Regions from separate parts of the Mus musculus genome. Here region 2 is linked to region 1. The links are chromatin loops, found by intact Hi-C in ENCODE. Cell type or tissue: gastrocnemius. All regions are shown on one strand. Each heading gives the region's core, and the rest is flanking DNA. Links, peaks and the distances in the headings are about the cores only. Region 1 holds the start of Plekha5 (pleckstrin homology domain containing, family A member 5). Region 2 has its middle 52 kb from the start of Gm38917.

Region 1 (5,371 bases), core at 52-5,051:
TCAAAACCTGTCTTGCTTTGTATACACATCATTAACTCTTTTATTTGCTGTTTTCCCTAAACTCCAGGACATCGGGAATTATTCTTAAGAGTCTAGATTACACAGGGAGCAGTGGTGCACACCGTTAGATCCAGCATTCTGGAGGCAGAAGCAGGCAAATCTCCGATTTAGAGGCTAGCCTGGTCAACAGAGCAAGTTCCAGGACAGCCTGGGCTATACAGTGAGATCCTGTCTCAACAAACAAACAAACAAAACAAAACGAAACAACGAAACAAACGAAAAGATTCTAGATTACTATTTGAGTACTGCAAATGTTTTTCTTTTCTTCCTTCTCTCTCTCTCTCTTGTCTCTGTCTCTCTTTCTACCTCCCCAAACCCCAAGCATAGAATGTGCACTCTACAGTTGAACTACATCCATAGCCTTTGGTTGCGATTTTGAAAGATACATAAGTTAATCTATATTGACTTTTGAGATGTGCTTTCTGTGAACACATCTTGTAGTATCCAAAGATCCAGAGCTAAATAGAAGCCGAGCACAGCACACAGTCAACGTATAGACTTCTCGGTGGTATGCAAACATCCAAATCCCTCAGCAGGACTACCAAGCACTAGATTCATAAGCTATTGTGGCATTTGGGAGACTTTTAAGTTTGTAATGATAACAGAGAGTCAACAGCTCTTCTTATACTTGCTGTGCTGTGCCAGTGACCACTGATGCTAATGTGGGACATTTCCTGCCAGCTATTCATTGATTAAAAAAAAAAAAAAGTCATATTTTCCAGAGACTGGGTAGGAGATAAGATGTCAAAAAGTAATAAGGACTGAAATGAGGGAGCAGAATACAAACGAACCCAAAAGAGAAAACATTACAGCGATGGTATTTTTTTTTCCTCCTGTATATGCAGATGGACAGGAAAATTATAGCAGTAATTGCAGTCTCCGTTTCACCAGAGACGTATGGCCTTGGGGAATCAGGAGATAGGAGGAAAAGCCAATGAAAATGCACGCTCATCAGGAGCTTTGGCCAAGGGCATTCACCCTCCCTGTGCCTTGGTTTCCTTAAAGGTTGAAAAGCATCATTTACTTATTTCAGTTACTTGGGAAGATGAATGAGAGAATGCCTCAGAAGCATCCAAACTGGTCAGGGAAAAAAAAAAAAAAGGTGCTTCGAGAATGCCAAGTTGTACTGTTATTATTGAACTGTGTTTCCTCTGGGATGAGTCATTTGCTGCAAAGCCATGGAGACAATTCCAAGAGTGATGATGAAGGACCAGGGGCAGTAAGGAGCAAGCATAGCGCTCTTTACTGGTGCAAGGGAGGTCTTACTAGCAGTGAACCCTTCCTTTGTTCAAAGGACAAGGGGGCCGGGGGTGCCAAGGCATTAAAAATACTATACAGCAACGTATTCATTCGAGTAGACTCTTGGAAATCTATAGGCGATTTGAATTCAGACTTTGCCATTTTTCACCATAACCCTGGGCACAATCACCTTTGTTCCTTTACGTTTCTTTGCCCCTCTCAGTGAAACGGAGACAATCATAGTTCGAAGGGATTTAAATGTCCACCACCCCAAGGACTCCGTAAAGTTAAGTTGCCCTTGTAATAAATGAGAGAGATTGGGAGCCTAGAAATTCACGTTGATAATCAAGTGCATCTTTTTTAAGAAAGGAAAAGGCAAGTTTTTATTTTCTAAACTATTATATGGCTCAGAAGCTTAGAAAGGAAAAAAAAAAAACCACCAGTAACAAAAAGACCTTAAGTCTGAATCAGTCCCATTTCAGTGGTCCGAGCTCACTCGCGGACCCTCCTTTATTTGGCACGCCACACACCAGAAAAGCCTTTCCCAAAAGCAGTTTTCCATTTCAACGCCCGGCGTCTCCCAGAGAAGCCCCGGGCTAGGCAGGCAGTAGCTGATTCAAAACCTCACAGGTTCGGAGCCCAGCCCTCCGGGCGGGCGCCGGCGGGACCCGACCCCGGAACCTTCGCGCGGCGCGGGCGGGGCACGGGGGAGGGCTTTGGCGGGGGCGCGGCGCCGCTTCGCCCAGCCTCCGAGCGAGCGAGCGAGCGAGCGCAGCGCGGGCCGGCGGCCGGCCGCGGAGGATGCCGAGGGGCGGCGACGCAGGCCGGACTCAGCCGGGGCGGCGGGGAGGGCGCCGCCCGAGGGGGTAGGGCGGCCGCGGGGGCGCGCTCGGGCCGGGCCGCGCGCCCTGCGCTCCTTTCGCTCGCTCGCTCGCTCGCTCGCTCGCGCCCTCCTTCCTCAGCGGCGGCGGCAGCACAAGGCGGCGGCGGCGGCGGCCGGGGAGCAGACATGGCGGCCGACCTGAACCTGGAGTGGATCTGCTCGCTGCCGCGCTCCTGGACGTACGGGATCACTAGGGGCGGCCGCGTCTTCTTCATCAAGTGAGCGGGCGGGGGAGGCGCCGCCGGGCGGCTGGGGGGAGCGGTGGGAGCGAGCGGGCCGGGGGCCCCCGTGGGTCGCCCCTCGCGCCGCTCAGCGCCTGTCCCTTCTCTTCCCTGCAGCGAGGAGGCCAAGAGCACCACCTGGCTACACCCGGTCACCGGCGAGGCCGTGGTCACCGGGCACCGGCGGCAGAGCACAGGTAGGGCCGGCCGGGGCTGCGGCTCCGGGCCACCTGGCGGGGTTGGAGGGGCTCCGGGCTCCGCGCGACTGAGTCCCGGGGCGCCTATTCTTCTCCGCCTTTTCATCAGCGCTTGGAGACGGCGCCCTCTTCCTGGCGCCCTGGTCCCCATCCTTTCCCGGACGCCCCCCGAGGATGGGCGACGCCCCTCTACCCCGGATCGCCCCCGTCTCCGCCTCCAGCACCCTTTAGGAAGTCCTCACCCGCTCCCCTTTGCTCCCCGCATCCCAGCACCCCTGCGGTGAGACGGTCCCGCATCCTCGCCCTGCTCCCCAGAGAACTGCTTTCTGCCAAGCAGCTTCCTCCTCCACCACCTCCTACTTCTCCTAAGTGGGACTGTGGGTAGGTGACTGATGGAAGAGTTAGGGGTGCTGCGGTGCCCCCCCACCATGTGATCCAAACACCGGTGAGTCCCCTCCTGCTACCCGAGTAGCCGCTGGAGTTAGGACGCTGGAGCGGGCGCCGCAGCCAGTGATCCCGGCTCAAAAGTCCCCGGTAGCCGCAGCCAAGCTCCACGTACCACCAGCAGGCGGTGGGCGAGCCAGGGCGGTCCCGCGTGGGGGGCCTTCGGGCCCCAGTTCCACGAGGAAATGCATCTCGGGTTGCTTTGATAGCTTTCTTGAATGTTTAGCATGAGTTGAGCTGGAGGAGGGCTTGTGGTGGTTTCAGTGCTGGTCTGGCTTTCTTTTGTCATTCTTTGTTTACATTCACCCAACTTGTTTGCCTGAAACGTAACGTGAGTTCTCATACTGGCCCGCCTCTATTCCGGGTGACTGCAAAGGCTTGAGAACAGTTGGGTCGAAGGTGAGGCCCAGTTCTGTCTCTCCCTCTGGGTACTTTTCTCGCCAGCTCCGAGGTTCTGAGGATCTCCTATTAAAGTTGCCAGAAGGGTGAACAAACCTGCCTTTTCTGCTAAACGCTGGAGTTCAGTGAAGTGACTAATAATGTGTCCAAATTTGCACAAGTGTGGAGGAGGAAAGGGAAGGCTGCTGTAGCAGGCATGATGAGGTTACATTTTTAGGGCATTTCTGACTAATAAACCGTCATGTTTCCTAACTCTCTGCACTCTTTAGCTTCAGCCTGTTTACTGTACGCATTTGCAACTTTGATAGCCTCGTTACCCTTGTGGATATGGGCACGTTTATTTCATGGAAGACAATATAGGGTTAAAAGAATTTAGCCCAAATGTTTTATGGCATTATCTCAGGCCTATTTTGATTACGTATGACACGAATGTCTTCGAATTACCCTCACAGATTAAAAAATAGCAGTCACATGCCGGAAATATTTTATTCTATGATGTGATTTCGCATTTATCTATTTATTTATTCTTGTTTGATTTACTTTGCTTGGGCTCCCGTTCTGTGCACACATGTGTGCCTTTTCATTCTGGAGATGCTGTGATTAAATCCAAAGCTCTTGTCATCATAAGTGGCACATAAGTGGCCTGTGGCACATAAGTGGCACATAAAGATGCAGTCGCTCACTTGAAACCCCACCTCTCTTCAGGTCAAGTGTGTTGAAACTCGTGTGTAAGGATTCAGTCAGTTTTCCACTAATTGAAGGCTTGCGTTCCTTTCATGGTAGAAGAAACCTAAATGGATTCGAATTGAAAAATAGGGTTTTGAATAAACAAGATATACCTAAAAAGGCAAAATGCTGCCCATTTGGGGTTTGTGCAGTCAGTGATGGGTGTTTTACCAGGGCTCGAAGACTTTGCCTTTGGGATATCACAGCTGATCCTTTCCCACCCTGACCACTGTTAAAGGGAATAATTATGTTAGGTCATCTCAAATATTGCTGGAACTTTCCTGGTGGCTTTAAATTTGAATTGTCATCTTCCAAATTCCAAATAATGTTATATTGATTGACTAATGATCTTGCCAGCCAAGACTTTGGATCGACACATACTTAAATGAACATGGTGAAGACAGATAAGATGGGTTTAAGCTTATTTTGCAGTCTCACTGAAGTAATACTAATTGTAACATATGTTTTTTAGATTTGCCCACTGGCTGGGAAGAAGCATATACGTTCGAAGGTGCAAGATACTATATAAAGTGAGTGAATTTTGATTGCTTCCCTTGGTAATTCAAATGTTGTAATGAACCTGAAGTTGGATACTTCTGAGTCTATACACAATTCTATCTTAAAGTGTGTTGTACAGTGTTAATTGTATCCTTTATATGGTTATGAAATTTTGAGGGAGAGGGTAGCCTCATTCATTATCTTGTTATTTGCCTGGGTATTCATGGATCCACACATTGCAAATTAGGTCACTTTTCGCCATATTAGTTTGCTTGATGTTTCAGTATGTTTCTTTGGTGGGATATTGTAAAGTCTTCTGACTTTAGCTCTGCAGTACTTACAAGTTTTGTCTTTTGATTATCTGTGGTAAGAGAACTCCTGTATACACACACACAAAATATCAGTACTATGTGACTATTCCTCCTTCAGAGTGAGTCCAGCTTAGATGGCAGGTGGCAGCCTGAGTTGTTAATAAGTCGCAGGCCTGATGGAAAGCGGGCAGGGTCAGAGGAAAAGTGGAACCCAGGAAACTCAGGACACCACACACCTGTGATGGCGCTTGCTTGTTACTCTGCCTTAGAGTCTTTAAAATATCCCGACATTGTGTCTTACTAATACTTGCTTGGGTGAGGCTTTGAAGAGAGCTTGAGAGCAAAGATGGCTGACTAATCTGTGAAAACCAGTTCTGTGTGCTCCAGAGTTGG
Region 2 (5,371 bases), core at 157-5,156, 87 kb before region 1:
CTCTGTGCTGACCACAGTGTGCACTTAACCCTGCCTACCCCAGTCTATCCAGTCTAGGAAACCACTCACAGCCACGTCCAAAAGTAACTCTCGTAAGTGATTCCGAATCCAACCAAGCTGACAGTGAAGATTAATCATAGTCATGTCTTTGATGAAGAAAAACACAGTAAGTTCAACCACTCCAAAGCAGCAATAAACTGAACAGCTTTTCCAGGTTAGATCAAGTAGGACAAGTGTGACAGCAACTAAGGACTTTCCTTGTCCACACTTCTGTGTGTGTCCTAGGAAGTGTCCCCATGGTGCTGTCCCTCAGTGTAGCTCTCCAGCCTCTTCTAGGTTGGAGCTGCCCAGTTCAAACATCACTGTCTGTACAAATAAGCTCTCTATAATGCTATGGTGTCTCCATTTGGTTTTGAACACAGACGTCACACGCGGCCTCCCTCTTCACGGAGACTTCCGAGGCTTGCTTGGGCCATTCGCACACAAGGATCCTGGTTGTGTCTGTCTTGATTCCACCTGCCTTTCATTTCTCCATCTGTTTGATATGGTCTAGGGGTCTTGAACTCATACAGTATAGGGGTTGCCTAGATCCGGTTTGTTTTCTCTGCCGGTTAAAGAATTAAAAGGCAGGAAAACATCTGAAACACAGCAGAGAGATCTCAGGCACCAGAGCAGAATCCACGCTTAATAGGAGGCATTTATTGTGGGTGAGGAGACATGTACATAGCAGATATACAGAGGAAAGAAAAACAACAACAACAACAAACTCTGCAAAGCAGACCAGACTTAGAAAGCCAAACCCAAGTCTCTTCCTGAGGGCTGGGGCTTTCAAAGCTCCCGAAGAGTCTTCCTCCCATAATTTAGGGCTGGTCAGTTTGAAGACAGGATGGATGGTTGGTTAGTGAGACAGACTTGTCCTGATCTGGCCCGGAATCCATTGAGCCAATCCCCCTCGGGACTGCTGGTGGGGGACGATCTCAAATCAGAAGGTTAAGGAAGAAGCCATCTTGGAAATTCAGTACTTCTAGCTTTGGCCTCTGTCCCTGTCTACCTATCAGCAAGTCTATCTATCTTCCGGTCTCTCACACTGAGTCTCCCTTCCAGCAGGAGAAGGGAGAGATTTCCCTATTTCTAACCAAAACCTCAGCTCCTCAAAAAGGACACAGAAATGTTTCCCGTCTTCGCCTCTATCCAATAGAATTATCCTTCACAAGGCGCTGAACTAAGTTAATGTTTTTCTTTAGCAGAACAAGGACTTGAGGTTTAACTCTCAGGAAAAGCTAGTAGGCCAGAGAATAGGTACCAGGGAAGGTTAGAGGCAGGAAGGGGAGGGGCGAGTCTCAGGCGCAGCTTTAACCTCGGGCTCTGTTTTGCAGAAACAATTAATCAAAAGCACACTGAGCGCCCATTTCCCTGTGATTACTATTCACTCAGCCACGAGGCTGCATTCCAGGATGATCTTGAATGGAGATATTGTACGAGCCCAGTGCGGGGAGAGACTGGTTGCTATCAACTTTGACCACAACAGATGTAAAATAACGGACTCCAATATTCTTCGGGAAACTTGTGAGTTCCTTTTCCTGGAAACTAGAAAAGGACCACTGTTTTCATCGCCGTGGTTTCCTTTGCTCAGGGGTTGTTGGGTTTCTCTTTAGCCTGGTCTAAAGAGAAAAGCTTTCTCCTGGGCGACTATTAGCAAAGCAAAGGAAAGCCAGGTCTCTGGAGCAGCCTAAAGGAATCCTCTGGCCGTGCCTGCTATAGGTTAGCCTTTGTGCCTGCCTCCTAGGGTGAATGCATTCAAACCCAAGCTCTTGCAAAGATTAGGGGGGAGATACTGAGTCTAATGAGGAATCTTAAAGCAGCTTGAATTCAAACACTTGAGAAGAACTTTAAAAGAGGAAAAAAATTAAATATTAAAAAAGATGGAGTGGTTCCCTTAAACAAATAAGCTACTTTATTAAGAATCTGCCTTAATAAAATGGTTGACAGCTTCCTCTCCTCTCCTAGGCTCTGGCACCAGCAACAAAGAAGAGGCCAGGTTTGCACAGCTGTTGCCTTAAGAACTGAATAACAAAAGACTGAAACTTTAACCCAACTTGGAAGGGGAGTGGGAGAGACAGAAAATCACTAACACTAAGGAAGCAAAGAGAGTGTCAGAAATCTTTGCAGAGTTGGGAAAAGGGTTCCCCCCCACCCCAGCGCCAACTTCTGTGCTTCTGGAGGGAGTTGGGGGCTCTGGAAGTGCCCATCAGAACAGCTGCTGGAGGGAGGGGAGGAGGGGGGAGGGACGGAGGGAGGAGAAACTGGGGGTCTGGGGTTGGGGGCGGGTGGGGGACCTATTTCTTCAGAGCTCTGAAGCAAGAGAGCAGTTTGGTTCTTGCTTTGAATGCCGGGCTAGGGTCAAGTGAAGGATAACTTAAGGCGTTTGCCTGCTCCCCTCTCTCCTAACTTCTGGAGTCCATCTTATTATGAACCTTCCTTGTGGGAGAAGGGTGGCTCTGAGCAAGGTGGGAGAGAGGTGCCGATCCTCCCACTGCAAATGATTTTCCGGGATTAAAAAAAAAAGTAATAAATCTGCTTTTAAAAAGAGGGAAGAGGAAGGGAGGAGGGAGAGAGGGGGGGAGAAAGGAAGGGAAGAAGGGAGAGAGGGAGGAAGGGAGAAAGAGAGGGAGGGAGGGGGGAGGCAGGGAGGGAGGAAGGGAGAGGAGGGCAGTAACGAGTGTTTTAAACATGAAGTCTCTTGGGAAATAGACAAAAGCTACTTTAGGATATTGATTATTTCTAAACTGAAAGACATCAAGGCATCCAGACAATGGGAGCTAAGAAAACAAACAATTAGAATATTAAATCAGAAGTAACAAGAAGATGGAGGGAAAGAAGGTCAACTGGGCAAACCCTCTTGGGGGTGGAGAGGGGCCCTGTACTCTTCCTTCAGTGCTGTCAACCATCCCTCCTGCCATCCACAGGACGTGCAGAATTAAATAGAATCCCAGTTCCAGCGGCTCACATCCCTTTTCCTCTCATCTGCCCTTGAGCTGCAGTAGGACGCGTGGCATTTTCAGGCAGTCCCAGGCGTATTAATGCAAGGAGTGTCCTTGGGATACCTCCTAGGTACTGCGCCCTTTTGAAAGGTCTCAGAATCTAAAGGGAAAGAGAAATCGAAAGAGACGTCTCAGCGCATTACAATAGACTCCGGTAGCGTTTCCCTCCATAGGCACTGTGGGAGAGGGTTTATGAAGCTTGATGGGAGAGAGGGAAAGGTGCCAGCCCTACTTCGTGTAAGAGTCACACTTGGCTGGGATTTAATGGGGAAGAACAATTTTCCAAGGAAAGAAGGAGTCCCAAAAGAAACCATGCATAAAGAAGAGCAGAGGAAGAGAGAGCACAACGTGTCCAGGAAACTGATACCGTCACGGGGTTAATGATAAAAATAATTTAGGAGGGACTGGGAAATGGCTCAGTGGGTAAAATGACTGCCATAGAAACACGCTGGCTCAAGTTCAACACCTCAGGAATCCCTTAAAAGCTGAGTGTCGAGGCTGGAGAGCTAGGTCAGCAGTCAAGAGCACTGGCTGCTCTTCTATTGGTTCAATTCCCAGCACGCATGTGGTGAGTCTCGTGCAGCTGTAACTAGTTCCAGGAGATCCAGTGTCCTGCTCCACCCCTCAGGTACTCCATGAGTATGGTACACAAACAAAAGAGATGAATTTTAGGCTGAAGGAGTCTAAGTGAGGGGTACTATCAAATTAAATCATATTTACACACATCAAGGTTTGTTATAGAAAAAAAACTTAAGATTTTGAGGCATTCAAAAATACCAAATATGTAGAGCATATTTAATCCTGAAAGTATAAAATTTAATGTGAAGCCTTGCAGTGTCCGTTCTAAATGCCTATTCCAACATATAACGTGCACTGGGTTGTTAGACTTGGGGTTTGGCTCCTTTGGGTGTGTGATGCTTTTATGCATCCTCGAGTTTTTAAATAATAAAGCTCACAGCATTATTTTCATGTTTACACAGAGAAAAAGCAAATCACACTGTTAGCATTCATCAATAAAAGTACTCACTGCTCAATCAAAGGCCCAGAATTATCAAAGAAAATAATTTTCCATTTGAATTCCATTAAACTATCAGTCAGTGGATGCGCAGGCCTCCCAAGTCTCTTCTCTTAGAAGCTTTCTCGGGAGCATTTGGTTTCTAGAGCAACTGGATCCCCATCCCAGGCACTGTAATTAATGCAAATTAGGGAACCTCAGGTCTTTGGGCACTGAGGCAGAGTCCCTGGTCCTAAGGCTCTACTGCCTGCGTCTTCACCAGACTTAATGGTTAAAAGTTAAGTCTGAGGAGCTTTATCGGTGACTGGACTCCTCCATCCTCCAAAATCAAAACTGAACCGTAAACCATGGAGGAGGAAGACATAAGGTACAAGCAACATAACCCAATGGCTCAAATTTGGACAGATTCTTACATGAGGATCCCAAGTTACCACTAGTGTTGTGGCCATCCTGACTGCTCTAAGTGCGAGCCATTCATCAGTGTTTAAATCACATAGGTGCCTTCGAGATACACAGGCCTTTTTATTTCTTCATTCAAAAAAGAAAAAAAAAACATGTCTTGGTGACTTATCAAGTTACTCTTTCATTTTATCTATTTATATTTGTATTTATTTAGTGTGCACACACATGTACGTGTAACACGGACACTCGCTGATGGCACACTTGGGGAGATCAGGTGACACGTACAGGAGTTGGTTCTCTCCTTCCATCACGTGTTTCCAGGGGAATGAACTTGGGCCATCGGGCTTTGTGGTGGGGCTCCCTTCCTCTCTGGGTCACCTTGTTGACTCCATTTTTACGGAGCAGGAGATCTAGGCTAATTTAGAGTATGTTCAAACACAGCACACTCGAGGCAAAAGAGTCAAGATAAATCTAGCTCCAGCTGGGGAGAGGTCTCAGCCGGTAAAGTACTCGCCACACCTGCGCTCGAATCCAGGAACCTCCGTTCAGGTGAGGCAAGGAAGTGAGCACCTGTAATCCCAGTGTTTCCTGGGGGGAGGGGGGGGGCGGGGAGAGGAGAATTAGCGGAGGTGGAGACAGGAGAATGCCCGAAAGCTCACAGGCCAGCTGGCCCATCAAGTACAGCAGCAAACAATGAGACTCTGTCTTTAATGAGATAAAAAATGGCGACCAGCACAAGAGGTTCTGTTCTGACCACACCATGGCATTAAAATGAGAGTAAACTGTGTTGTTCTAAGAAAGAAAGAGAGAGAGAGAGAGAGAGAGAGAGAGAGAGAGAGAGAGAGAGAGAGAGAGAGAGAGAGAGAGAGAGAGAGAGAACGAACTAGGATGTATTTATAAAAGTGTGTGTCTG

Evidence for each region. Hi-C counts contacts between places; a loop is a spot of excess contacts. Peaks named below come from ENCODE experiments on the same cell type or tissue, not always from the same donor. Only the 100,000 strongest peaks of a DNase experiment are listed, where the experiment ranks them.
Region 2: it touches region 1 in a loop (2.6-fold over the local background); 1 of 42 quality-filtered maps calls a loop at or near these places.

Annotation. Positions count from the first base shown.
Region 1 is chr6:140,421,857-140,427,227 of GRCm38, forward strand. It overlaps Plekha5 (pleckstrin homology domain containing, family A member 5), which reads left to right and starts at 2,243. Exons shown (of 31, transcript NM_144920.3): 1 at 2,243-2,400; 2 at 2,521-2,600; 3 at 4,642-4,699. The coding sequence starts at 2,309. In gastrocnemius, for the core only: a CTCF peak has its summit at 3,162; DNase peaks (open chromatin) are centred at 1,329, 2,061, 2,244, 2,824 and 2 more places; H3K4me3 peaks cover 2,995 bases; H3K27ac peaks cover 2,016 bases.
Region 2 is chr6:140,335,112-140,340,482 of GRCm38, forward strand. No RefSeq gene overlaps it. Among named protein-coding and RNA genes, the nearest start is that of Gm38917, 52 kb to the left of the region's middle. In gastrocnemius, for the core only: no CTCF peak of the experiment used is centred there; DNase peaks (open chromatin) are centred at 3,273 and 3,540; H3K4me3 peaks cover 1,459 bases; H3K27ac peaks cover 2,036 bases.